Linked DNA regions of Mus musculus: all the other regions are linked to region 5. The links are chromatin loops, found by intact Hi-C in ENCODE. Cell type or tissue: heart. All regions are shown on one strand. Region 1 overlaps Arntl (aryl hydrocarbon receptor nuclear translocator-like). Region 2 overlaps Arntl (aryl hydrocarbon receptor nuclear translocator-like). Region 3 has its middle 4.6 kb from the start of Gm39071. Region 4 overlaps Usp47 (ubiquitin specific peptidase 47). Region 5 has its middle 5.4 kb from the start of Micalcl.

Region 1 (5,000 bases), 880 kb before region 5:
TCATTTACTGGGCTGATGGTGGAGGGGGCTCAAGTACAAAGCAGAGGGCCAGCCTATCTCACATGCTCTGATGGGCCCTGGAAGCCAGGACCCTGACTTCACTTACAGCATCCTCTCTACAAAGGATCCAGGGTTCTTCACCTTCTGCTTTTCCCCACTGCTTCACCACACAACCACAGACACATGCCCTAGGTCTTACCAGTGGGTACCTTCTGGGCCCACGTGCACAAAGCAAGTTCCTACGACAGAGACAGAGAAAAGACCAGGAGCAAGGGGGAGGGTGGTGGAGAAGAGAGTACTACTCCAACAGTGGGTATCTAGGGAGCACTGCTGCCTTTATAAACCATAAAACTAAAAATAAATTTAGAACTAGGGACTATTTGCCAACAAATGTTGTTTGTATTGAAACAAAACAATTCAAGAAAAAAATTATATTTCCTGAACTATAGCTAGTGGACCATTTTCCAAGTATTTCCTGTACTCGTTTCTGGTCATTCACATAGTCTCAGCTCAGTCACTTGAGAGTGGCTGTGGGTGTCAGACAGGGAGAGAGAAAAAGACGGCACAGAAACAACTCTGGGGACACCCAGGTACTCCGTTTGCCTCTAGCAACATCTGGTGACATTAGGAGGATCTCTGGCTAGGCTGGCTAAAATTCCACTAAGTGAGACTGTACTTAGTAAGCTAGGCTGCTGGATCTGCCCACAGCTGGATCTGCCCAAGCCCTGGCAGGGCAGTTCAAGCCTCTCCATTCCTCTATCCTTTACTTCATTCGACTGTAACCAAATCCCACAGTTTTGGTTACAACTTCCCCCATTCACCAAGAACCATTCCTCACCTCATTGTTCTTCTCCTACCAGCTTCACTTAGGCCTTTACCTCTTCCTCTAAGGTCTAAGGAGGCAGGTTGGCCTGCCTCCTTCCTCTAAGACAATGGCCTCCAGCATTGTCCACTAATAGTCTCTTAATAGTCACCTCCTTCGGAAAGGTCTCTGGTGGGCCCCTGCCCCTCTCAGCCTCAGGGCAAGAAAGAGACACAGGTTTCACACACCAAGTCCAGTTCACTGGCATTAGTGACCAGAAAGAATTAACCTCTGCTGAGGTGGGGTTGGCAGGACTCATGCTACCCACCAGCTGTCTAACAAAAAGGCACTCTGTGGGACCCAGGGTGCCTGGTCCTGGCTATGCACCAGTTGTTGGCTCTCGTCTATAGCCCTATGCAATTCCCTCAGGCATCCCTAGAGTCTCAGGGTCCACCCCCACTGTGCCCACTGATGTCTGCCCCATGCGTGCCTCCTCTACATGCACAGCACATGTGCTGCACCTGCTTCCACGAGGAAACGTTACAGCGACCATAGAGCTTCTCTGTGGGAGGGGACGTCAAGGATCAACCGAAGTCACCTTTGTCAGAATTCCCATTCTTGTCATCCCTAGCACATGACTAATGGTGTCCATTGTAACTCATTCTTCCTACCCATCAAAACTATTCAACTCCCTTAGTGTCTTTGTCTTCTAGGATTGTGACCCCCACTCCACCCCCAGAGGTGCAAAACACAAATCAGTTTAGTCATTGGTCCTGAGTGTCTGTCACACAAAAGGGCACTGTTGGGAGCTTAGGAAGCTTGGAGCTCCCCCCACCCCAGTACCCCTTCTGCTGTGACTTACTTTAATCTGGGCAGCATCCCCTCTGGAATAGTGATTACAGTATGGTGGGACTGAACCTGAGGGTCTCTGCAGATCCTCCTGGCTTTAGCTACAAGACCACAGCCAAAAATGCACAGGCTTTGGGCTTCCTGAGACTACAGGGTAACATTCACCCAGTGCTGGGCCCACAAGACAACACAACCCCAGTGGTTCCTCAGGGTGGCACAGATCTGCTGCTGCAATGAGCCAGACTCCTGAAATGGGTGGTTAGAATATTGGGATCTGTGTGTGTGTGTGTGTGTGTGTGTGTGTGTGTGCAGCTAAGTATAAGGGACAATGAAGAGTGATTTTTATCTCCCTCCGAGGACGCAGAAGTGCGCCACGCTATATTTATCCCTTCTGTCTCCTGATTTAGACCAGAAGTTTTTCCTGATCAGTCCTCACTTGCCAATACTTTCACTCTACATCTAAATGAAGAACCGAAGTCATGTAAGTTCACAGACTCAATGGACAGCTGATTTACAAAGCCCTTCGAGAGTGGCTGCAGGCTGATGCTGGCAACCCCATAATTAGATTCTGCAAGCTTTGCAGTGATTTTTTTAACTGTTTTTTTAATAACTCAGTCTTCCTTCTGGGATGAAGGGAAAGATAGAATTTGTTAAAATTAAATTGAGATTTAGTGGCTTTTCAGCCTTCTGCTGCTCGGTGCTCTAAATATTCTATAAATAAGAGAAGCCCTGCCCTATAGTGCACTGTAAACACCCACAGACACTCAGAGCCAAATTCTTCCAATTATGACCCTGTGCCTGTTGCCAAGCTACTGCAAGGACCTACTTGAAAGGCAGCCATCTAGGCCATTTCCTGATTAAGCTGCCTGTAGCAAGGAATCCAGGCCTGCTGCTCTGGCCTCACAGCCAGTCCCAAATAACAGATCTGTGTTCCTGAATTAAGCCTTTTCCTTGTGATAGAATTACAATTCAAAGGTTACTGCAAAACTCACTATGCGCCCAACCATCCTTTGGCCTGGGCTGGGTGTCCATTTAAGATGGAGGGCTGTCACACTGAGACTTTTAAAATCAGGCAGCCGAAGTGCAGTCCCAGCAGCATTTCTAATTGTGTTCAACAAATCAAGGTCAAACAAAAGTAGGTCAGCTGTCAACATGACAGGTGAGTCAGATACTGCAGGCCCTGCTGTACAGCTGCTTCGTGAACAGCAGGGGGCACCACTACCCAGTGCAGAGACTCAAATGGTCCTTCAACAAGTCCTCACCACACCCTAAGCAGTGGTGCATGGGGCAGGGTCCTGGGTTTACTGATTAGCAGCTCAAACATCAGTGCTTTCTGGCATTCACCAGACTGCAGAGCCCTTAAAGGACTGCCTAAGAAGCAGTCTGTGAGCGCCATGTGTCACTGAGATTACTTCCAGCTCCTTAGAAACCAGGATGCTCCAAGCAGTGTGGAGCAAAATGAGCTCAGGCTAGAATAGAAGCAATCTGCCTCCCAACAGGAGGCTCCCTGCTCGCTGGTGGCTCACTTGGGTGTGGACTCAAAGGGCATCATCTGAGGCCAGTGAGATGCTCTGGGAGCCAGTTCCCACCCCAGAAGGGAAGGATCCACTCTGAATGGCAGCCTCTTGGTGAGCTGGCACCTCTCAAAAGAGAACTGAGGTGTTAATGTGGGCCGGCTCCCAAAACTCATAGTGTAGACCAATATAGTTATAGGGACAGGGTTTCGAAGTGGACCTCCAGGAATGCTGGGAAGCGGGGGCCACAAAGCACTGAACCCCTTCAGAGAGGCCTCAAACCAAAGTGGTCCTTTCCACCATTGTATGTGTCACAGGGTTCTATTATCTATTAACTGTTAACATGTACATATGAGTGTTTGCTCTTAGCCCCTGAGCATTAGGTCAGAGACACTCTCTCTGCTTTGCTTGGTTCCCTCGGCAGAGTCACGGCAACATCTCTGGCCTTCAGTGAGTACTCTGTACATACCCACAGAGGAAATGAGCATGTGCACAGACCTCAGCAGGGGTCTGGAACAGGAGAGCCCCCATGCAATGCTATGAAACTGGTCTTTGTGCACAATGGGATAAAGCAAAGTTCAGGGAGGGTGCCTGTCTGCTCATCTTTAGTAAGCAATGGGGATGAATTTGAAAGCCAGGCATGCAACATTCCAACCCTGCTTCTACAGTGAGCACCCACGGCTTTTAGAATCTAGAAGCAGCAAAGAGTAACAACCTTTGAGGAGGAACCCACTCGTCAGGAAGAACTTTTCCATCAACCACCTAATTAATATACGCCAGGCTCAGCTCCTGCAACCCAAATCCAGGTCCCGACCCATCTTCAGAAGCACTGACAACCACAGCCGGAGCAGGGTGGAGAATTCTGGGCCTCCTCTCTGGTGGTGACAGTCATCATAGCCGTCGCTGTTAGCAACAGCAGGCTACTCCACGGTTCTCTGGAACAGTTCCAAAGAAAGGCCCGCAGGCAAGTCTGGGCCTGGCAGTGGTAAGGTCCTTGGAATTTGCCGTTTCCCAACCCAAGAATCAGACACTTGAATAGATAAGAGGGAGAGAGGGGAACACAATGTTTAAAACTGAAATCCCCCAAGTCTTTAAGTTGACAAGTGGCAACTGGAGTTGACCTGAATTGAGAACATTAATCTCTGCAGAAGCTAAGTTTATCCCCATTATAATCTATACACCACAACAACACTCCAATCCATCTGATATTTTGGGCCGAGCACCCCCACGCACACCAGGCTGTCTGCTAGTTGCAAGCTCTGCCTTGAATTCATGTGCAAAGCAGCAGGTGCAGCTCACCAAACGGCCAGGCTAGCGCTAGTACGTGAATCCATTTCCCAATTATGAGAAATAAATGCAAGTCGCAAATGTCATCAGAAGCAGGTATTTCCAAATGCTACCAAGACGTGCTACGGCCCTTAGACACAGCATCCTTTAGATGTGCTAAGCCCTCCACAGTTGCCAAGGAGCAAAGACATGGAGACAGAGAGTACACAGCCTGACCCTGGGTATGGAGGTGCAGCTGGAAGTGGCAGGCTTGAGGGCAGTCCCTGATGAAAGAGCCAGGCTTGTGGGTACTTTTCTTCTTTTGGGGGCGTGTTTACAAACACTACCAGCTTCACAAGGTAATCCTACACACACACACACACACACACACACACACACACTCCCTGAAAGGATAAGGAGTTCCATACTTTCTTCTGTCACTTTTGTGACACTTAATTTAAGTCAACCCTACAACATAAATGACCACCCAGGAGGAACCTGCTTCTCACAGCACATGGATTGACAATGACGAGTATGGGAAATTGTACAAGCTCCTATGTGGACAATCC
Region 2 (5,000 bases), 900 kb before region 5:
CTCCTAGGGTTCGTTTTCCTGTAAATAAGCAAAGAATCTGGGACACTGGGCAAAGCTCCCTAACTGACAGCTTTTAGATCTTCTCGAGCTTCCCTGGCTACCTTGGGCACATGGGCAGTAAATATGGCCGAACAGCAGGCCGATGGCTGCACGCCAGCAATGGCGCTTTGGAACACTCCCTGGACGCTCTGAGGAAACTGCATGATGGTCTCGGTTAATTGCTCTGGATTCTGAAGGCACAGCTCCAGTTAGGACAGTTCCAAACAATTTGTGGCGGACTTTTTTTTTTTTTTTTTTTTTGCTACTACAAGCCTCAGTGAACTCTAAGTGAACCTACAGCCATTTCTGTCTAAGTCTAGGAAGGGGCACTTCTGTTGTGGCCAAGCCAAGTACAGCATTGTGACAATGCCAACAAGAGCATTCCCTTGAATGTAGAGTTTACTAGGATTGGTACAAACACACTTCTCCAGTCACAGAAGACGGACTTATGACAGTCAGCTAACTGAGAGACATCCCCAGCGCACCTAGCATCCTGCACTGTCTCTCTTGCTGTTACATTAGGCCCGATGCAAAGCTTCTCTTCCACAGTCCTTTCCTACCCACTTTTCGTGGAGTGACTGAGCTGGTGCCATGAGCACGAGCAATGACAGTGGAGTGGCGGCAAGAGCAAGGGCAGCAGAACAACGGGAAGCTGGCACACCAAACCAAAGAGCAGGGGAGTGGCCTATCTGGCAGGTGAGTAAGAGTCATGTAGCTGGCCAAGCTGCAAAAGAGGCCCCCAGAGCTGACTGCACTGCCAGCTGCAAACACAGCAGGGCCTCAGTCTCAGCAGTCAACAGCAGCAGAAGCTGCAGCAAGAGTGGTGGAAGCTGCAGCCTTCCAGGACACCTGCCATAGCAACAGGGCATCAGGGAAGGGGGAGGGGGCAGTGTGAGGAGAGAAAAGGTAGAGAGCTAACTAGAATGACCAATCCATCTGTTTTCCTTGGAACTCTCCATCTCAGTGCTGAAATGCCTGCATCCCAGCAAACCCTTCTGTCCTAGGAATTCCCTAAGAGTTGGTCCCATTGCTAGTGTAGCTTTTCAGGTCCTAGAGCCACAGGGCAGCCAGGCCTGGACAAGACTGACCTTTACAACAACTCATTCACTGTGGTCATGACCCAACTCTCCAAGGAAGGAATAAAGAACTGACAAGCAGAGTCACCTTGTTCAGGATGTATGGCCAGAGAGTGGGGACTGCAAGCTGGGGTAGGCATCCGGCTTTACTGCTTGCTGATCCTTCTGCTAAAATCCATCCCCAAAAGCAAAATTCAAAGGCAAAGCAAACACAGAAACAAGCAGTCCTGGGGACAGAGTGGAGGGAGCATACACCAGAGCAAACCTTAGTTCAGAAAAGTCATAGGAAAAGAACAAACGTGTCCACTCGGAGCTTGCTGGCAGCCAGGGCAAAGAGGGAAACAGCCTGCAGTGGATAACCCCAGAAATCTATGAATGAGCACATCAGGACAGGCCCAGGGACAGAAGAGTGTCTTCTGAGATCAGGCTAGAGTGATGTAGGACTTCTGAGGAGTTGTGTAGCACTGCAGACCAGAGCCTCTGAGGAAACAGGCTTTGTAAATGAGGCATCTCTCTTTAAATGGAGCCCAGTGAAGACACAACTTCCTCTTTTCCCTCAGTGTCACCTACAGAGTGACTGCTAGATGGAGTTCTGTTAAGAGATGTGTGAAGTGTTTGATGCTGTGGTCTAATAATAGAGTAGGATGAGAGAGAGCCATGACTACTACCCTGTCCCACAGCCCAGAGCTCCCAAGAAGGGCCTAGTTCTCATTGTTACCTCTGCATACCTATACTACAAGGAGCCTACCCCAGGTATAATGTGTTCCAGAGGGCAGCCTTCCCTCCCTAGCTGGAGAGCCTACTCTCTACTGCATGAGGTCTGTCTGCCTTGGTACTCTCTCAGTTGCTCTGATGTGTTCTGAAGATGGGAGCTTTGAACAGGCCAGAGGCTGATGGGGTCCTATCCCCTCTGCCAGTCCCTCATCACATGCCCCGCCCCATAGCCCCTGACACTGACAGGCTCTGAAGAACTCAGAAACGTTTCTTAGCAACCTCTAAGTTCAGAGAACATTCACCAATTGAAGCCAATCCCCTGAACCTAAGGCAACCAACATTTCTACTAGGGCTACTCAACAAGCTCTTCTGTCACCTCTGGCAGAAGCCAGGTCAATACAGCCACAATGGAAATTCAAAGTTGTTACGTTCAAGACTCTTTCAGTGTAGTCGGAAAGATGGGGTGTTTAAATAAATGCACGACAGCAAGCCAATGCAACAGGTAGCAGCTGCCCAGCAGCACACTACCCAACTCCAGGAAGGGCTGGTGCACTTAGGTGCCATTACAACAACGTTCCAGCAGGTGGCAGCCCAGTATCTCAGTTCTTCATGAGAAGAATAGAGGAGAAAATAACTATTAGTTTATTGGTGGGTGTGGGTGTGGCAGGCTATTGAAGGTGAAGGGGTGGGGCCCAGGAGCAGGTGTTACAGGTGTAGGGTGGACATTAAGGAGTATAGAGTAGTTTACTCTGAAAAGCACTGGCTCGCCGGGCGTGGTGGCGCACGCCTTTGATCCCAGCACTAGGGAGGCAGAGGCAGGCAGATTTCTGAGTTCGAGGCCAGCCTGGTCTACAAAGTGAGTTCCAGGACAGCCAGGGCTATAAAGCACTGGCTCTACAGGTCCTGGGGACAGAGCCTTTCTGGCACTTGTATGCCCAGTCCCATCAGTAGCACGAAGTGCTCAGAAACCCTGAGGTTGAACATAACTGAGATCATACTTGGAGCTATGGGGCTGGACTTGTGAATACAGGGTTCTGTGTGAAGAAAGACAAGGCCTCCCTTTGGGGAAAAAAAAAGCCCTCTGATACACTGGAAGGAGGAAAGTTCACAGAATTCCACTTTTGGATGGCACGGAGGGCTAATCTAGAAAGCCAGGGCTCTAGGGAGAAGCCACAGGCTAGACTGGCCTCACAGAACAGTCTGGTCTATAATTTCCTACAAGCTTGCTCCAACACATGTACCTGTAGCCTTTGCCTTATTTCTCCCTGACAAGTAAAATGAGAGTAAGCTATGGTTTCCCGTCTGCCCCCAGGCCTCCTAACCACCTCACCCCACCCACTTCCACCCAACCCCAGCCTACCCTGTCCCATCCCACCACCAGGCATTTAGAAAGAACTCCTGGTCTTGGCTTGGACATACAGCCCTCCAGTGCCTGGGGGTGGGGAGTACCTGAACCTAATAGACTGAGCAGTTGCCCAAACTCAAACAGCCCAGGATGAAGGTGGAGCAGTCAGAATGTCACATGAATAACTGAGAGGACAAGCAGCCACGGAGGTGATCATTTCCCAGTGTGAGAAAAGGGACCACAGTGACCTGAGTCTTAGGGACATCAGCTCCCCTTCAGGTATCCAGGAGACACCCAGAAGGGCACTGCCTTCTTGTACTGGCTGGTTTTGTGTGTCAACTTGACACAGCTGGGGTAATCACAGAGAAAGGAGCTTCAGTTGGGGAAGTGCCTCCATAAGATCCAGCTGTAAGGCATTTTCTCAATTAGTGATCAAGGGGGAAAGGCCCCTTGCAGGTGGGACCATCTCTAGGCTGGCAGTCTTAGGTTCTATAAGAGAGCAGGCTGAGCAAGCCAGTGGAAGCAAGCCAGTAAAGGACATTCTTCCATGGCTTCTGCATCAGCTCCTGCTTTCTGACCTGCTTGACTGACTTCCTTGGTGATGAACAGCAATGTGGAAGTGTAAGCCAAATAAACCCTTTCCTCCCCAACTTGCTTCTTGGTCATGATGTTTGTGCAGGAATAGAAACCCTAACTAAGACATTTCTTTTTTTTTTTTTTGGTTTTTGAGACAGGGTTTCTCTGTGTAGCCCTGGCTGTCCTGGAACTCTCTGTAGACCAGGGTGGACTCGAACTCAGAAATCCACCTGCCTCTGCCTCCCAAGTGCTGGGATTAAAAGCATGTGCCACCACTACCTGACGTCACTGCCTTCTTGTTTAAGGGGGCTCTATAAAAGTGGGAATTACTGTACATCTTCAGATGGGAGATGGTAGTCAGGTTTCAAAACGCAAGCCCATCAGGCATTTGAGCCACCGGTCCAACACACACCAGCAATATAATACTGGGCACAGGACCTGGCCTTTGTGTCCCATGGGCTCCTGACCTGCACGCCCATAGTCCCTGCCTCTTCAGTGAGCTGTATAAAGTGTTAGCATGACACCTGCCAGGTAACAAGCCCTTTGTGTGAGCTATATATTATTTCCTCCGTGGCCATCACGAAAGCTAATGTTCTGTCCCATGTTACAGAAGAAACTAAGTCAGAGGGAGTAACTTGGCAGAGGCTGGGGTTTCACAAGTAGTCCTATCTGCCATATATTTGGGTACCAAACAAGAAAACATGAGTTGGGTGCAGAGATGGCTCAGTCAGGCAAGTGTATACTGCACAAACATGAGGGCCTGAGTTTGGACCAACACCCCCACCCCCATGCACCTGTGTAAAAAGTCAAGCATAGTTACACAGTAGCTGGGGGAATAGTGAAGGGGTCAAACATAGTCACACAGTGGTAGTGAGGGGTGAGTGAGGATGGGCAGACCCTGGGAGCTTTCGGGCCAGTCAGTCTAGATTATCAGTGAACTCCAGGCTAATGAAGAAATCCTGCCTCAAAAATTAAGGTGAAAGATAATCAAGGAAGATATCTGATACCAACTTCTTACTTCCACATGTACATCACACACACACACATAAACACACACACACACACACACACACACTTTTTAAAAATGAAAGTACATACACAAAACAGCCCTGCTGAAAGTTCTGCCACATAGCATCTATTCTGTGGGACGTTGAAGGGATTCTTGGACCTTTAAGGTCCTCCCCCCTTTAATGTTCCCCTCCAGAGTGTGCCATCCAGGGACAGTGGAGTTTCTAGTACTCCAGATACAA
Region 3 (5,000 bases), 190 kb after region 5:
GGTCCACCTATGTCCCATCTTCACTGGGTATCTCTCTTCTTGCTCCTCATGACCATGCACACACAGGCTTTGAGAAGCCCACACTGTCACCTAGCCTTCAGCTGCCTTCTTCTTTGCGGCAAGAACCTGCCCCCAGCAGGGAGGAGGCCCCGCCTGCTCTCTCACATCTTAACCTTTGCAGTCAGTCGGCAGCCAAGAGCAGACACTGGTGCCTGCCAGCACAGTGGGCCATCACATTTTCTGTGCCTGCCAGCACATTTTTCTAGGTCAATGTCAGATCAGGGAAATCCAATACCGCATGTCCCAACGTTTTATTTGAAAACAGAGCAGTTGCTTTCCAAAATAAATAGTGTTTACAGGCAAGGTCTGGAGGAGAAGTGTCCACTGGAAGCGGACAAGAACTTCCTGGCTTGTCTGCTGCTAGCCTGGTGTCAGCCTCCGCTCTCAAGCCTTGGAGACGCTGGCTAGAGGAAACACACCGAGGAGAGGTCACCTTTGCTGCACAGTCCCCCAGCCTTCCTCTTTCTGCAACCAACACCATTGGTCTCCAGGCTTCGTCTTTTCCAATACATGCCCCCCACACACACCCTGCCCCCCACCCAAACCATGCCGTACCCAACTGCAGCAACATGGCCTAGTTTCTGATACTCTTCCTCTGGGTCCCCGCCCCCAACTGGCCACTTTCCACTGTGTCTGCTCAGGCCCTCCCTCCCAACCTCCCAGTCTCTCCCCATCCTTGCATGGTTCTGCCCAATACCACACCATGAGGCTGATTTTTCCCCCTCCCCCATTATCTCTGTTGTTCCAAAACCCATGCAGGCCCTCTCATGTAAACTTTGTAAGCATGGTGTCTCTCCTGTGGTCCTGTCCCACAGGGCCATGTACAAGCCCAGATGGGACCTAGCAACAGTTTTGGACTGATCATGTCACATATCTTACCAGTCACCTAGATGACCATCTCCTTCTGGAATCAAGCCTCGTGCTACCAGTGAGCCAGACATAGGTTTCCATGGTGACAGCCCAGCCTGAGAGTACATGGGCTGCAGAACAGAGCTGGGGACTCACCTGTTGTTAGTTAGTAATAACTGTGGCAGCTGGCAATCCTGTCTGTACCGCATAGATGAGATCACAGCTGGAGTGAGACAAAGTGGCTTGTCCAAAGCTTCAGCCATAAGACTGAGTAGTAGACTCAAGCATTTGGCCTGCGCCCTGCCTGACCCTACCTCCAAGAACCTTGCAGGAACCACATCCTTGGAAGGTAGTGTTAGACGGCCAAGTGTACTCCGACATGCAAACGAAACCCTGTCGGTGGGAGACATGGGTTCTGGGTTCATGTTGTCTAACAGGACTTTCAGAGATTGTCTATACTCATCTCTGTGCTGGCCTGGTAGCAGCTACTAGCCACTACTATGTGTCTGAAGTGTGGCTAATGGAACTAAGAAACTGGATTTTTCGCTTCAGGGTTTTGCTGTGTATCCCAGGCTGCATCCAAACTCACAGCAATCCTCCTGCCTTGGTATCCTGAGTGCTGTGATTACAGGCGTGTGCAGGAACTGAATTTTAAGTTGTTAGAGAGCCTGCCTGACATGTGCCCTGGCTTCCATGCCCAGCACTGCCCACACCAGCTGTGCTCACACAAATCTGTCATCCCAGCACTCGGGAGGTGGAGGCAGGAGATGAGAAATTTAAAGCCATTCTCTGATACCTGTCAAGTTCACGAACAGCCTGGAACATGGTATACCCTATCTCATAGGATCTCAAAGAATTTTTTTATTAATTAATTTAACAGCTATATGCATCTAGCACCTGCCACCATAGTGGGCCTACCTCCCAAGTATGTTTGTGTGAAGCTGCTATGGCAATCACCACTGCAAAATAGTGAGGCTCCTTGTTGCCAGAGGCAGCTGTTCAAGGAGCTGTCTCCCCCTGACCCCCCTGGCTTGCCAGGTGCTTCAGTTTTTAATGAGGGCCAGCTTTCCCACCTGCTCCAGGCCTAGAACACCTTCAGAGGTATAGTAGGGTACAAAGAGCTTTGTCGGCCATTGCATGGCACCACACACACACACACACACACACACACACACACACACACACTTACAGGGGGCACTCAGAGCCTGGTCTCCACTGAGCACTGGACAGTAGTAATGAGCAGAGACGTCTTGGCCTTCATTGTGTATAACAGGACCCCTGTTATAGCAGAGATCGGACTCTTGACCAAGGCCAACTACATCTGTTGGCATGGCAGCACCCCTGCAGATCCCCTCCTTCTCCACACAGGGGCTACCTTCTGATTAAGAGGTTCATAGGCAACTGTTGTGGACATCAGTTTGGCGCCACCTCCTGGACATCTTGCAGAATGCAAGTGGCTACAAGCCCAAACTGCAGGAGGAAGGGAGACACGCAGCACTGTCACTGTGTGGGCCTAGAATGGGAACATTCCAGAACCCAGGCTTTAGGGATCCTGATCACTCCTGTTACATAAACTTCCAGGCTATGTTTACATGGAGAAACAAGATATGTTTGTGGGTCTGCTGGGATTGCTGGAGCAGGCAGAGGGTGTGCTTCTCATATGGTCCTAAGAATTAGCAGTGTGACCACTGTGGCGTGTGCTGAAGTGTCCTCCTTGAGAACAAACCCTGGGTGAGAGCATGGAGGGGTGAGGCACTAAGAGTGCCCAAACAGTGGAGACCTTGTGGAGACCACATGGAGAGGTGTCAGTCAGCCCCCACCTGTTCGACCTACCCCAGAGATAAATTATTAATAAAGAATTTGCCATTGTTATTTATTAATGAATAAATAAGAGTATGGCTGCTTTTATCCAGACCATCTAGTAGATGCCTAAGGCTACAGTGGATACAGGAAGGGGGAGACCCAAGAGAAGAGATGATGGTGGTGATGATGATAATGGTGGTGGTAGTGGTGATTATGTGTATGCTGTGGATATAGTGTGTGTGTGTGTGTGTGTGTGTGTGTACTTGCCATGGAATGTATGTACAAGTTAGAGGGCAACTTTAGGGAGTTGTTTCTCTCCTTCTACTGTGTGTTTCGGGGATTGTCCTGCTTGTGAGGCGTGCTATTTTACCCTTTGAGCCTTCTCATTTGCCTCAGATGAGAATCTTGCTTCATGACCTGGCAACATTCTTTCCCTCAGTGGGACTCAGTTTCCCCACTGGAGAAGTGTAGAATTGTCGGCTCTATCAACTCTGACTTAATTATTCTGAGCCCTAAAAACCTGAAGATGGCTAGAGAGAGATGGCTCATGGGTAGAAGCATTTCCTGCTAAGCCTGACATGTAGCTTCAAACCCAGCACCCACGAGATAAGGAGAGAACCAACTCCCACATACAAGCTGTGACCTGTACCCCCAACTCAAACTAAGTACATAAATGTAATCATAAAAAAGAACTGGAAATCTGGGTGGTGGTGGCGCATGTTTTTAATCCCAGCCCTTGGGAGGCAGAGGTAGGTGGATCTCTGAGTTCAAGGCCAGCCTGGTCTACAGAGTGAGTTTCAGGGTAGTCAAGACAAAAAAAAAAAAAAAAAAAAAAAAAAAAAAAAAAGAAAGAAAGAAAGAAAGAAAGAAAGCAAGCAAGCAAGCAAAACAAACAAACAAACAAACAAACACCCAGTAGAACATGTGATGTGGATTGTGGTTTGGGGACTGTCTGTGACCAGGCTGTGTGGATGAGGGAACACATCCACTCGCTAGGTGGGCACCTTCACCTGTGGCTCTGAGGTTCTCAGAAGAGACTGGTGAGCGAAGGGCCCCAGTGGAAGGTTTACTGTGGGACTGGGTCACAGAGGCTTATGGGATGGGGTCACTGGGTCAGCCTGAAACATTTTTCTACAGCATCCAGAGAAGTTTCTGCTATTGATCTTTGTCAATCCTTTAAAACTCCAGAGAGCATCTCAGTCATTAATGCTGGCTTGATAGCGGGAGGGTCCGACTGGGGCTCCAGAACCCCTGGTTTGTTTGTTTGTTTGTTTGTTTGTTTGTTTAAAATAACAATCATTTTTAAGAGCCATGTGTGGTGGTGTGTGCTTGGAATCACAGCACTGCTGCGGAGACAGGCAGATCTCAGGCTCACTGGCCAGCCAGACTAGGCTACTCAGTGAGTTCTAGGTCAGTGAGCAATCTGTCTCAAAAATCAAGGCGAGCAATGCCTGAGGAGAGACATCTGAAGCTGCGCTCTGACCTCCACACCTGTGTGTGCATACATGAGAGTGTGTGTGTGTGTGTGTGTGTGTGTGTGTGTGTGTACTGATGGGGGGAGATTGGAGGGGAGACAGACATGATCCAGTAGAACAGGGATGGATAATCCATCTTCCTCAGGCCAAACACTCGTCACTTCATTTTCTAAATCTCACACAGCCACCATGGCCCAGTGTGAATGCCTCCATGTGACTTTGCCAGGTCATGTTGGTCTCTTCTACCAACTACCAAAGAATCCTATGTCCTTTCTTGTGCTAACTGCTGCTGGTGTGTGTGTGTGTGCATCTGTGTGTTTCCAATCTAGTAAAATACATACAGAATCCCAAAGCCTTAGAACCAGGGTGGGAAGTGGAGCTAAAGATAACATTACTCTTTTGTTTATCTTTGTTTGTCAGATGGTCTCTCTGTTTTAGTCCAGGATACTCTAGTTCACAATCCTGTTGTCTCAGTCTCTCAAGCACTGGAATTACAGCTGTGTACCACAATGCCTAGCTCTGAATTCTATTTTCTTAACATGTTAAAATGCCAAGACATCAGATCTGTTGGATGAAACAAAATATAGTATCCAAATTAATTTTTATTTGCTTCGTATACTTATTTTGATGTAGCTGTTAGAGGAAAAAAGCACAGATGACTTTCGTGTTCCCTGCCTGTGGTGGCAGTCATCTTTGTCTCAGACAGAGATGTGTTGTGCTTGAGAGTCCCACTGAGAAGGTGAGGAAGGGAAGAGCTCCGGGTGCCTCTGGGACTTCCGATGTTCTAGGAAACTGCCATCTTATTTTACCTTC
Region 4 (5,000 bases), 280 kb after region 5:
AATTTCAGGATTCAGAAGGCAGACTAGTTTTCAAAATCAACTGAGTATAGTTCAAAGAACAGTTGGAGGACGGAGGAAGATGAACAGTTAACTTCAAGGTACTTAAATCATCTATTCCAACTATAAAGCTTTGGTGGTACCAAAATTAAGTCCAACCATCCACTAACCTTATAAGCCATTTCAACGGCTTCCTTTAGCGTCTTATCCTTATGAACCTCCAGCTTGTTTTCCATCATTACTTGTTTCACAGGATGCAAACAAAATAATTTTATCTACAAAACAGAAAATACCACCATCAACTCACTAGATCAAGTGTCTCAGCTGAATCCTTTGGCAGATAGCACTTTTCTTCATTGTCAAAACAATGTAATTAAAAACCAAAAAACATAGTTGAGACTATTTTTTCTTACTGTCTGTATTTGTAACTGATTGACAGTGATTAAGTCTTATGTCTTAAAAAACTCAAAACATTACTTTCAATAACCATATAATTATATGTAAGCAATTTTTTTATTTATGTTTTTTTTTCTAATTTGGAAAAGACTGATTAATATGCTTCTCAAAATTTTTATAATATCTGCAAGAATTTCACAAGGTTATCTCTCTAAGAGAAATTATCTCCAAGAATATTAAGTTTTGAATATACTTAAAAAAAATTAATGTGTATAGGTGCTTTGCTTGCGTGCATGTCTATCTGCACCACGTGTGTGCCTGGTGCCCCTGAAGTCCAGAAAGGATGTCAGATTCCTTGAAACTGGAGTTAAAGGTGGTTGTGAACTGTCATGTGGGTTCTGGGAATTGAAGCCAGGTCCTCTAGAGGAGCAGCCAGTGCCTTTAACTTCTGAGCATGTCCCTAGTCCTGTGTAAGGTTTACAAGAGAACAGTGAGGGTAAAAGGACAGTAACTGAAGTATGCCTCTATTTCTATGTTTCCCAGTCCTCCTGTACTCAGGATATGGGAATGCCTGCCTCACACTGCTGCAGAAACATTGACCGCCCACCATGCTACACATCACTAGGTTTCAGTATCAAATCACACTTCTCCTTGTGATGAAGCCACACTACCTGATTAATGACCACAGAACTGACTGAGTTATCCCCAGAACGACAGTGGTCAGAAGAGCAAACCTGAGCAGCAGTTGTCACTCACAAACATGGAATCAAACCTTGCACGTGTTGCGTTCAATCTCTCGTTGCCTCTTTTCCTGCTCTTCCAGCTCTCTCTCCTTCTGCACCAGATTCTTAATGTGTTCTGGGTACTCGTCCACTTCTAGAAACTCTAGGAACATAAAACAGTGTCACTCAGAGCAGTTTCCTGTACACTTTTTGTTCTACAGTGCTTCCTTTCAATGTGGAGCAGAGACATTCTTTCAGGCAATAGTGAAGAGGTACTGATAGTGAGACCATATTCAGATCTAGTAAATGGCTCAAATCCTAGAACCCAACAAAGATACCAAAATTTTTAAAAGCCTTGGAAACTTACAAGTCATTTTTTATTTCAAATTCACCAAGGAACTCTGTGGCCCTGGGCAACTTTACTTCAGCCCTCAGCTCCTTACATTTATTAAAAGCCCCTGGCCCAAAGGTTATTGCCTTTGGTGTAATACAATTGAGTAAATGTTTACTCCTGAAACTGTCACTACACTCACTACAGCATCACTACAGCATCACTACCTTCCCTTCCTCCTCAATGCAGCTCTTCAGCTGCCTTCTAACAAAAGAAGGCAGAGGCACAGAACTGGGCACAGTTTCATGTGACTTAAAAGCATATTCAAAACAATATGAAATCAGGACACTTGAATAAAGCCAATGACTGTTTGATTTTTAAGGAAAACAATGACTATCAGTATTATTCATCAATAGGACTGGTAAAGAGTAAAAATGCAATGTTTCCAGAAATCAACTCCAGTCTAAACAACACCCGCCCTCCCACCACACTTCCCTTAACCCTCACTGCTGTATACACCTTCCTGCAATCAAGTAGCTACAAAGCATTCCCAGTCTGGTAACACAGCGCCCCCTGGTGTTTGCCACAGAACCAGAGTGGATTAGTTAGCCAAGAGGGGCTGAAGCACTGCGCTTCAAGGGCAAGATCCACAGGATGCGTGGATTACAACCCTAGTTGTGCCTCTAAGCCAAACTACTACAGGTCCTGAAACATACACTGGTGAGGCCACAATCCAACTTTTGTTCATGAAAATGAGAAAAAAATATATAATGGTTGAAACAGATATATGAGCACATCTGCTACTAAAAATAAATATGCTAGGATCAAAGTCAGTGATTATTTGAATTATAAAAAGAATATAGGATAACTCATCATCTGTGTATGTGTCTAGATACAAACATACACACATCCTAACATGTTTGCAATACTGTGAATCAGTAAGAATTAGCAAGGACCCCCCCCCCAACTAAAAATTTAAAGTAGTAACATTCAAAAATATAAAGAAAAGGACAAACACACTTAACACTAAGGATTATTTTGGGAGGTCAGTGGGCAGCTCTGAAGGTTCTGGGCATTGAAATCAGGCCATGGGGCTTGGCAACAGCATCTTATACCAGTTGAGCCATCTTGCTGCCCACCCTGGGTTTCTTAATAAAATATAACAATTTTTTTTTTTTACTAGATTCACAAAAATGTATTGGATCTTTAAACAATTTCTGCAGTACTTCAGGCCATCTGGAGTCCTCTCAAACTTTGTAGATACTAAAAGACCCGAAAGCTTGAAACTGAAACAAGCATACTGGCTATGCTGCAAGACCCTAACATGTGCTTCCATTCATGTATTACAACCCTACAGGGTGTCATCATTTCCAGTCTACAAATCTGCAAAGACTCAGAAAAGTCAAGTGATTTGCTCTAGTACACACAGCTTGTGAACTGTGATGCTGCACAGGGTATTAGCTTAAAGTAATACCTAATCTGTTAAAAGTTTTCCAACAACGTTTGTCTGTGTGTGGGTGTGCTTGTGTGTGACTGCATGCCTGCCTATGTGCAGTACTGGTTATCAGAACTCTGGGACTTATGAATGTTAACTAAGAACTCTATCACTGAGCTATAGCCTTGGCTTCTTTAAAATTACTATTTTTGAGACAAGATCCTGTTAAACTGTCAGTAGGCCTCAGGATTGTAACCCCACCCCCGCCTCCGCCTCATTCAGCCTTCTTCTCTAAGTAACTAGAATTACAAGCACTTATCACTATGTCCAGATCTATAGATTTTTGTAAAATGTTTTTATCACTTAGTATTACTTCATAACAGTGTTTTTAATTCACTTTCCCAGGCATAACAAAATTCTTAGGTGTTAACTTTTCTATCACCTAAAAGCAGTTATCTGTGTTTTCAAGACTAACATACTTGCATTTCTTGTTGGATCCTTCAGTCTGTATATCAGCATATATGCATTTGTTGAGCTAGGAGAAATTAACAAAGATTAGCAGGTCCTTTAAAGTAGACAGTACCTTTTATTTATAAGCACCAAATCTTTATTTGAAAAAAAGTCATACCACCATTCACTGACACACTAATACTAAAGCATTCCAGAAAAAAAGGAAAACCCTTTTTTGTCATTAATGGCACATGTATGAGAAGGTTCAAACATTCCTTTTGGTAACATGATGAAGTTTAATAAAGTAGGGTGTGTGTCACAATGCCTACTACAGCTAAGTAAGGGTTGGGCAAACTGCTTTGCTGGAAAGAAGCAAGAAAAAAAACCCCTTAGTCTTGCTGATTGGTGGTGGCACACACCTTTAATCCCAGCACCCAGGAGGCAGAGACAGGCAGATCTATGTGTGTTCAAGGCCAGCCTAGTCTACAGAGAGAGTTCCAGGGTAGTCAAGGCTACAGAGAAACCATGCCTCAAAAAACCCAAACCATACTATACCACAACACACCAAACCAAATTAAACCCTCATTTTTTGTAGGTCAGATGGTCTGTACTGCAACTCAAGGTATGTTACAGTGGGAAAACATCAGCCAAAAACTTATGAACAGATGTCCATGGCCTGCAGTCTGCTGACCCTTGGGTAAGGCTTTCTTAGTAAGACCCACAGAGAAGCTAAACTTACTCTAGTGAGCCAACACTGAAGTTCATGCTATTGCTTACCTTGCAAAAGCACTGGAGTAGTAGCCTCTGCTTCCTGAAGACCCACCATGTGTCTTCTTAATGTCTTCTTGTGTTATCTAAAAAGTTGTAATGTTACTTTTTTTTTTTTTTGTAAAAACCAGTAACACAAAGGTTATTATGTAAATATGTAACTTAATAGTTCCCCCTGGGCCTGAGACAGGTTCTTAATATGTAGCCTGGGCTGGGCTTGAACAATCCTCTGTTACGACCTTCCCAGTACTAGAAACTGTGGGGGTGAATCACTAAGCCCAACTTTAATCCAACCTCTTAGTGTCTGAGTTAGATGTGTCATGCCATTTCCATGAAGGATCATACTGATAATTCAGAGTTTATCAGTGGCTGCTCTGGTGAATCAGGCTCAAGACTCCTAGCACCACATCAATCATAAGGAAGGCTAAGGGCTAGAGGAAAGGGTAGTCTATTTTGGAAACATGTAACAAGCTCTACAAAGCAGAACAAAGACACTACTAACAATGAAAAAGGCTTGTTCAATGGGAACTTGAGACATACCACCATAGGTATCTCGGCTCTGAATAAACCCCACCTGACACTGAGTTAACTTCTCCACTTCAGGAGCCTTACCCTGCTCACATGTTGGTCATTGAAACTGTACCATTGATCGTCACTGAAAGACTTTATGCAAGCATAATAGTGTCCTCCAGCAGCACTCCCTGAATGCACCATCACTGAGAAGAGCTCATACATCAGGGAGTTCTAAAGAGAGAAGAAAAAGTTTGGAAGAGAAGACTGTAATAAACCCTTATTTGAAACTCTATTTCCTGTGGATACAGAGTAACGTAACATGACAGCTATCTGTTGTAAGCTAACTTGCCCCTTAGGTAACATTAAAATGGTAAGTCACCAAAAACCT
Region 5 (5,000 bases):
GAGACTGACATCCCACCACGGCAAGCCAGAGTCTTGCCTGCTTGTAAGTTGTCTATCTCAGTGTTCCCCCTGCTCCCTGTCCCCAGCAGTGGAACGCTGATCAAGACACAGAGAGTTTAAGGGAATGTTTTCTAGTTTCTGTGACACAAGGATTTAAGTTGCATCACATCCTCATCTTGGGAGGGTTCTAGGTTGAAGAACTAGGAGAGTATGGAAGGTTCCTTGGCATGCCAAGGCAGACCTAGAAATCTCTTGTTAAGCTAAAGGACTATCAAAGCCGTTATCTTTTCACATTTACTCATGTGTTATAAAAGGGTAAAACTGACTTTGAACTTTGAACTTTATACTTTGTTGAGACTGTCATAGACTATGGGGACTTTTGAAGTTAGACTAAATGTATTTTTTATTATGGTATGGCGAGGTATGGGCTCCACAGACTCATGTGTTTGAACAAGCCTATGGGGGTCAGGGGGTGGAATGTAGTGGTTTGAGTATGGTTGGCCCATGGGAAGTGGTATTATTAGGAGGTGTGGCCTTGTTGGGGGAAGTGCATCACTGTGGGGGTGGGCTTTGAGGTCCTGTGCTCAAGCTCCACCCAGTGTGGAGAGACCCTCCTCCTGGCAGCCTGTAGAAGAGTCTCCTGCTGCTGCCTTTGAAGCAAGATGTAGAATACTCAGCTCTCTCTAGAGCACCATGTCTGCCTGGACACCGCCATGATGATGGACTGAACTGCTGAGATTGGAAGTTAGCCCCAGTTAAATGTTTTCTTTTATAAGAAAAAAAGGGTGGAGTAAAACCAGAGACAACCAATAAAAAATAAAAAAATATGCCTAGAAAGATGGAGAGAGGGTTTGTCTCCCTTTGGGGTTGTTGTGGATAACACTGCTGTGATCACAGCTATATAAATCAGGAGTCTTACAAACAATACCTAGCTCTTACCCGGGTTCCTCTGAATTTACCGGGAGGCAGTGATGCAGTAAGCATATTAGCTGGTGGACCTCCATGAGATCCACTAGCTAGGTTTATCCTGTGCTGTTTGGGAAAGTGAGGCGTCATCACTCTGACGCCTGGAACTGCAGACTGTCTAAAGGAGGAAAGACTTACTAGCCAGCAGGATTTTAGCGAGTTCAGTCCATAGCTAGCTAGGTCTATCGCTATTGGTGTGCAGTGCCACAGAGCATCATATAGTGGATCGAACAGTCCCACCCGAAAGCAGGGAAAGTGGGAGGAAGAGTCTGGGGTTAAGATGCGCCTATGAGAGACACCCACAGTGACCTACTTGCCCCAACCAGGTCCCACAGTCTCATGGGCCTTTCAGCTATGGCCTCATTGACAAGTTATCACCACTCATGATTTAATTAACCGTCAATAGCTAGGGATCAAGCCTGCAACACACAAGCATTTGGCATGGGTTGAGGGTTGAGGACAGACACGTCATATCTACATTGTAGCATCTCTGTATGTAATGTTACATCTGCACTGGGGCTTGTCTGCCGATCATCATGACGACTGCTAAAAACTGAATCAACAAACAGATGGAAGTCAAACGATCTACCTGTTTTTCTCTTTGCTTAAAAGCTCATTGTAGAATAAAGTTGGTTTTATTCTACTGCCAAGACTTCTCTAGATTCTGAGGGCCAACCTGTGCTTCACAGAGTCAGGTCTTGGCATGCCCTTCCCTGCCAGCACAAGGTGCCTGAAAAAACCAGACATTGTTAAGGACATGACATCTTTCAACATCATTTATCTGACATAAATAGAGGCTTTCTGCAGAGTTAAGCATTGTGCTGGTTAGGGTTTTGCAAACGACACAAACCTAGACATATCTGGAAAGAGAAATCCCCTTCATCAGATTGGCCTGTGGGGGTGTTTTCTCAATTGCTAATTGATGTAGGAGAGCCCAGCCCACTGTGGGCGGTGTTATCCTTAGGCAGGTAGGCCTGGGCTGTATATGAACGATAGTTGAGTAAGCCCAGGGAAGAAGGCCAGTAAGCAATGTTTCTCCATGGCTTCTGCTCCAGTTCCTGCCTTAGGTTCCTGCCTTGAGTCTCTGTCTTGGCTTCTATAGACAATAGACAATAACCTGTAAGCCAAATAAACCCTTTCCTCCCCATGCTGTTTTTGGTCAGTGTTTTATCATGGCAGCAGAGACGCAAACTCAGACAAGCATTGAGAAAAGTCGTGTCAGTACACCTACAAACCAATTTGCTTTCCTCTTCACCAGTGAAAGCAACAGTCTGAGTTTCCTTCATAACATTGGGTGTTTAGAACATGGCCTGCCTCTCAGGAGTCTTTACCTCCTAAACTGGCTTTGTTCTTGTGGATCTATGAGCCTTCTTTTTTGCAAACTCATAATTCCGATTTACAGCTTCTGGGAAAGGTGCTTAATGCCCCATTGAGGAGAGAGGAAAAGTAGAGAAAAGGGTGAACAGCCGGGAGACTTCCCTTCTGTCAGGGTTAGGATTAGTGGGTTTTTGTTTTGTTTTTGCTTTGGTTTTGAGATAGGGTCTTCCTGTTGAGCAGGTTGGTCTGGCTTCAAACACATGGCAATCCTCCTGCCTAACTCTCTGAATTCTAGGATTATAGGCATTAGCCACATACTGTGCCTTTCCACTTCCTAGTTATTAAAGACTCACATTGAAGGTTAAATTCAGAGTTTCCAAGGCTTGGAAATGTCTATACAAGTTTCTGTGTTTGTTTTGGCCCAGGGCTTCTGGGAAACCCCACACTGGTGAGAAGAGCTAGAGATTCTGCTCTTGGCCACCAGAGGGCAGTGCAGGACAAGTTGACCACCAGCTCTTGCAGGCGATTTAGGGTGGCAGATTTCTATTGCCAGGCTCTGCCAGGGTCCCCAGGAAGTCAGAGGACATCCTGATTTGCTCACATGCTGCTGAGTCTTCAAAAGCTGGGCTACTAAAGGCAAGTTCTTAGGTGGCCTGAGCTTAGCGAGTAGGGTCACCAGCCCTGGCCACGTTGCTCATTGGCTAGAGACCACAGCATATGCCAAAGAATGAGCTGTGTGCTACTCACCTCTCAAATCAACCTAGAGATGGAAAGGGGTCATTCGTAGAGAAGGTCCAGGTAGAAAAAGTACATTCATCATCTTATAGGTCAACTTCGGGTGCATCTCAGCTACCCCTGCACCCCTCCACACACACCTGTAATGTCTCCTGTGTCACATGAGACATTACATGCTCAAGAGATACATGCTCAAGTGTTTCTAGGAGACTGACTTACTTATGGTCACATAGCAACTAGGCCCATGTTCCTACCTTCAGAAATTATGGGATGCTCGAGGGACCCCTGAGACACAGGGTGGCTGTTGCAGGCAAAGGACTTGGATTTCCTTATCTACGACAGCCAATAGAGGCCCAGGACTACTAAATGTTTGTGAATCCAAAGCTCCTGGAGACAGAGTCCAGGTCTGGTCCTGACCACTCCCCTGTGTGTACTTCATTCACCAAAGATTACATCCTCTGGGATTTGAGGGTCCCCGCTCCACTCTGTGTCCCTGAATGAAACCTGGAGGGCCCATTACTCACCAGGCAGAGCTTGTGGCTCTTCGTGTAGCAGAGAGACTGGTTGGGTCAGGTTCTCCCGTAGGGAGATGTGCCGGGTTAGGGGCTTTGATAGAGGTGGGGATTCTGGAAGCTGAGGTCTTTCTTCATAGGCCCCTGCACAGGGGGCTGTGATGCTGCCGTAGTCGGATTCTGTATCAGAGCTGGAAGAAGGAAGAGGAGGGTGGCTCAGAGGCTCTAGACACTCCCCCCACCCCTCAACATCCCATGCCCTACTCATTAGCCCCTCTCACAGTCCTGGGGCCTGAAGCAAAGATGTCAGCTACCTCTTTGCCTGGGCCCAGACTTAGCTCTGTCACATCCTTAATTATGTCCCCTTAGACTTCTATGCTAAAAAGACAACCCCCAATACCTCAGCACATGACTGCTTTTAGAGAGAGGACCATTAAAGAGGTGATTGAGTTAAAATGAGGTCATTATGGTGGGTCCTAATCCTATGACTGGTGCCCTTCTAAGAAGAAACTGGGACATAAACGTGTATAGAAGATGACTGCCATTGTAAACAGAAGGTGCCATCTACAGGCCAGGGAGAGGCTTGAGACAGACCCTTTCCTAAGTGCCCTCAGGAGAATTCTTCTTTGCTACCCCTTTATCTCTTACTTTTGTGACAGTTTCCTCCTATACTGAAGGAGGAAGGTTACAGGAAGTTCCTGAAGCTGATCAGATTCATTAGACCCTTCCTACCAGAGTAAGCAAAAAAAGCTGAGAGAGTCTCCTTCAGATGTGTGTGTGTGTGTGTGTGTGTGTGAGAGAGAGAGAGAGAGAGAGAGAGAGAGAGAGAGAGACAGAGAGAAGAGGAGGGGGAGAGGGGAAAGAAGGGGAGAGGGAGGAGAAAGGGGGAAGAGGGGGGGAGGAGAGAAGGGAGAAAGAGGAGGGGGAAAGGAGGGAGATGGTACCAAGCAGCCAAGACAACCCAAAAAAACTTAGCTACAACAAAGGCTCTGCGACCAGTCCACTGGGAAGGAGCAGAAAGCAGCTGAGCTGCTCAGGACAGGTTCAGACCAACCAGGGTGCCTGGAAACCACACTCTCCAACCTGCTGAGCTGCCTGCAGGCTATGCAGTGTACTCCAGGCCCCCAGCTTTGTAAACTGTCACCCACACCAAGGTGAGCTGTCTTTGAGTCATTTTTGCTCCTAGAGTAATCCCTTACCCATATTCCTGTAGGTAGCATCAATGAAACTCCTGGTTCACCAAGTTGAACTTTGGGGGTTCCCTACCTGGGGTGACTAGACTTGTGTGTTGCATCTCCCCAGAAAGTCTTGCCATACAATGTACCCCAGCCCTCAGAGTGAGAGAAGACATTTCCATGAGGCTCCCAGGCTGGGACACTTTGCCTTGACAGTCCCAGCAGGCTACAGTGTTGGACAGAACAGAAGGAACATGGCTTCAGGGCTGGGGATCTAGTAAGTTGGAGGAGTGCC

The links. Hi-C counts contacts between places; a loop is a spot of excess contacts. Peaks named below come from ENCODE experiments on the same cell type or tissue, not always from the same donor. Only the 100,000 strongest peaks of a DNase experiment are listed, where the experiment ranks them.
Region 1: it touches region 5 in a loop (2.6-fold over the local background); 4 of 42 quality-filtered maps call a loop at or near these places.
Region 2: it touches region 5 in a loop (2.4-fold over the local background); 4 of 42 quality-filtered maps call a loop at or near these places.
Region 3: a loop joins it to region 5, with 7 times the contacts of the local background. A loop is called at or near these places in 36 of 42 quality-filtered maps.
Region 4: it touches region 5 in a loop (11-fold over the local background); 25 of 42 quality-filtered maps call a loop at or near these places.

Annotation. Positions count from the first base shown.
Region 1 is chr7:113,248,744-113,253,743 of GRCm38, reverse strand. All of the region lies in intron 2 of Arntl (aryl hydrocarbon receptor nuclear translocator-like), which reads right to left. All of the region lies in intron 2 of Gm33721 (a long non-coding RNA gene), which reads left to right. Among named protein-coding and RNA genes, the nearest start is that of Gm33721, 10 kb to the left of the region's middle. In heart, a CTCF peak has its summit at 2,848 (motif pointing right); DNase peaks (open chromatin) are centred at 2,493, 2,843 and 4,063; H3K27ac peaks cover 3,998 bases.
Region 2 is chr7:113,265,930-113,270,929 of GRCm38, reverse strand. The region is part of intron 2 of Arntl (aryl hydrocarbon receptor nuclear translocator-like); the gene reads right to left. Among named protein-coding and RNA genes, the nearest start is that of Gm33721, 6.7 kb to the right of the region's middle. In heart, a CTCF peak has its summit at 2,402 (motif pointing right); DNase peaks (open chromatin) are centred at 129 and 2,419.
Region 3 is chr7:112,180,756-112,185,755 of GRCm38, reverse strand. No RefSeq gene overlaps it. Among named protein-coding and RNA genes, the nearest start is that of Gm39071, 4.6 kb to the left of the region's middle. In heart, a CTCF peak has its summit at 2,345 (motif pointing left); DNase peaks (open chromatin) are centred at 375 and 2,345; H3K27ac peaks cover 2,443 bases.
Region 4 is chr7:112,082,273-112,087,272 of GRCm38, reverse strand. Usp47 (ubiquitin specific peptidase 47) reads right to left here. Exons shown (of 29, transcript NM_001357952.1): 13 at 4,712-4,843; 14 at 4,109-4,185; 15 at 3,361-3,416; 16 at 1,166-1,278; 17 at 168-272. Among named protein-coding and RNA genes, the nearest start is that of Usp47, 61 kb to the right of the region's middle. In heart, a CTCF peak has its summit at 2,028 (motif pointing left); a DNase peak (open chromatin) is centred at 2,012.
Region 5 is chr7:112,367,001-112,372,000 of GRCm38, reverse strand. It overlaps a transcript of Micalcl not described here. Among named protein-coding and RNA genes, the nearest start is that of Micalcl, 5.4 kb to the left of the region's middle. In heart, a CTCF peak has its summit at 2,762 (motif pointing right); a DNase peak (open chromatin) is centred at 2,780; H3K27ac peaks cover 1,140 bases.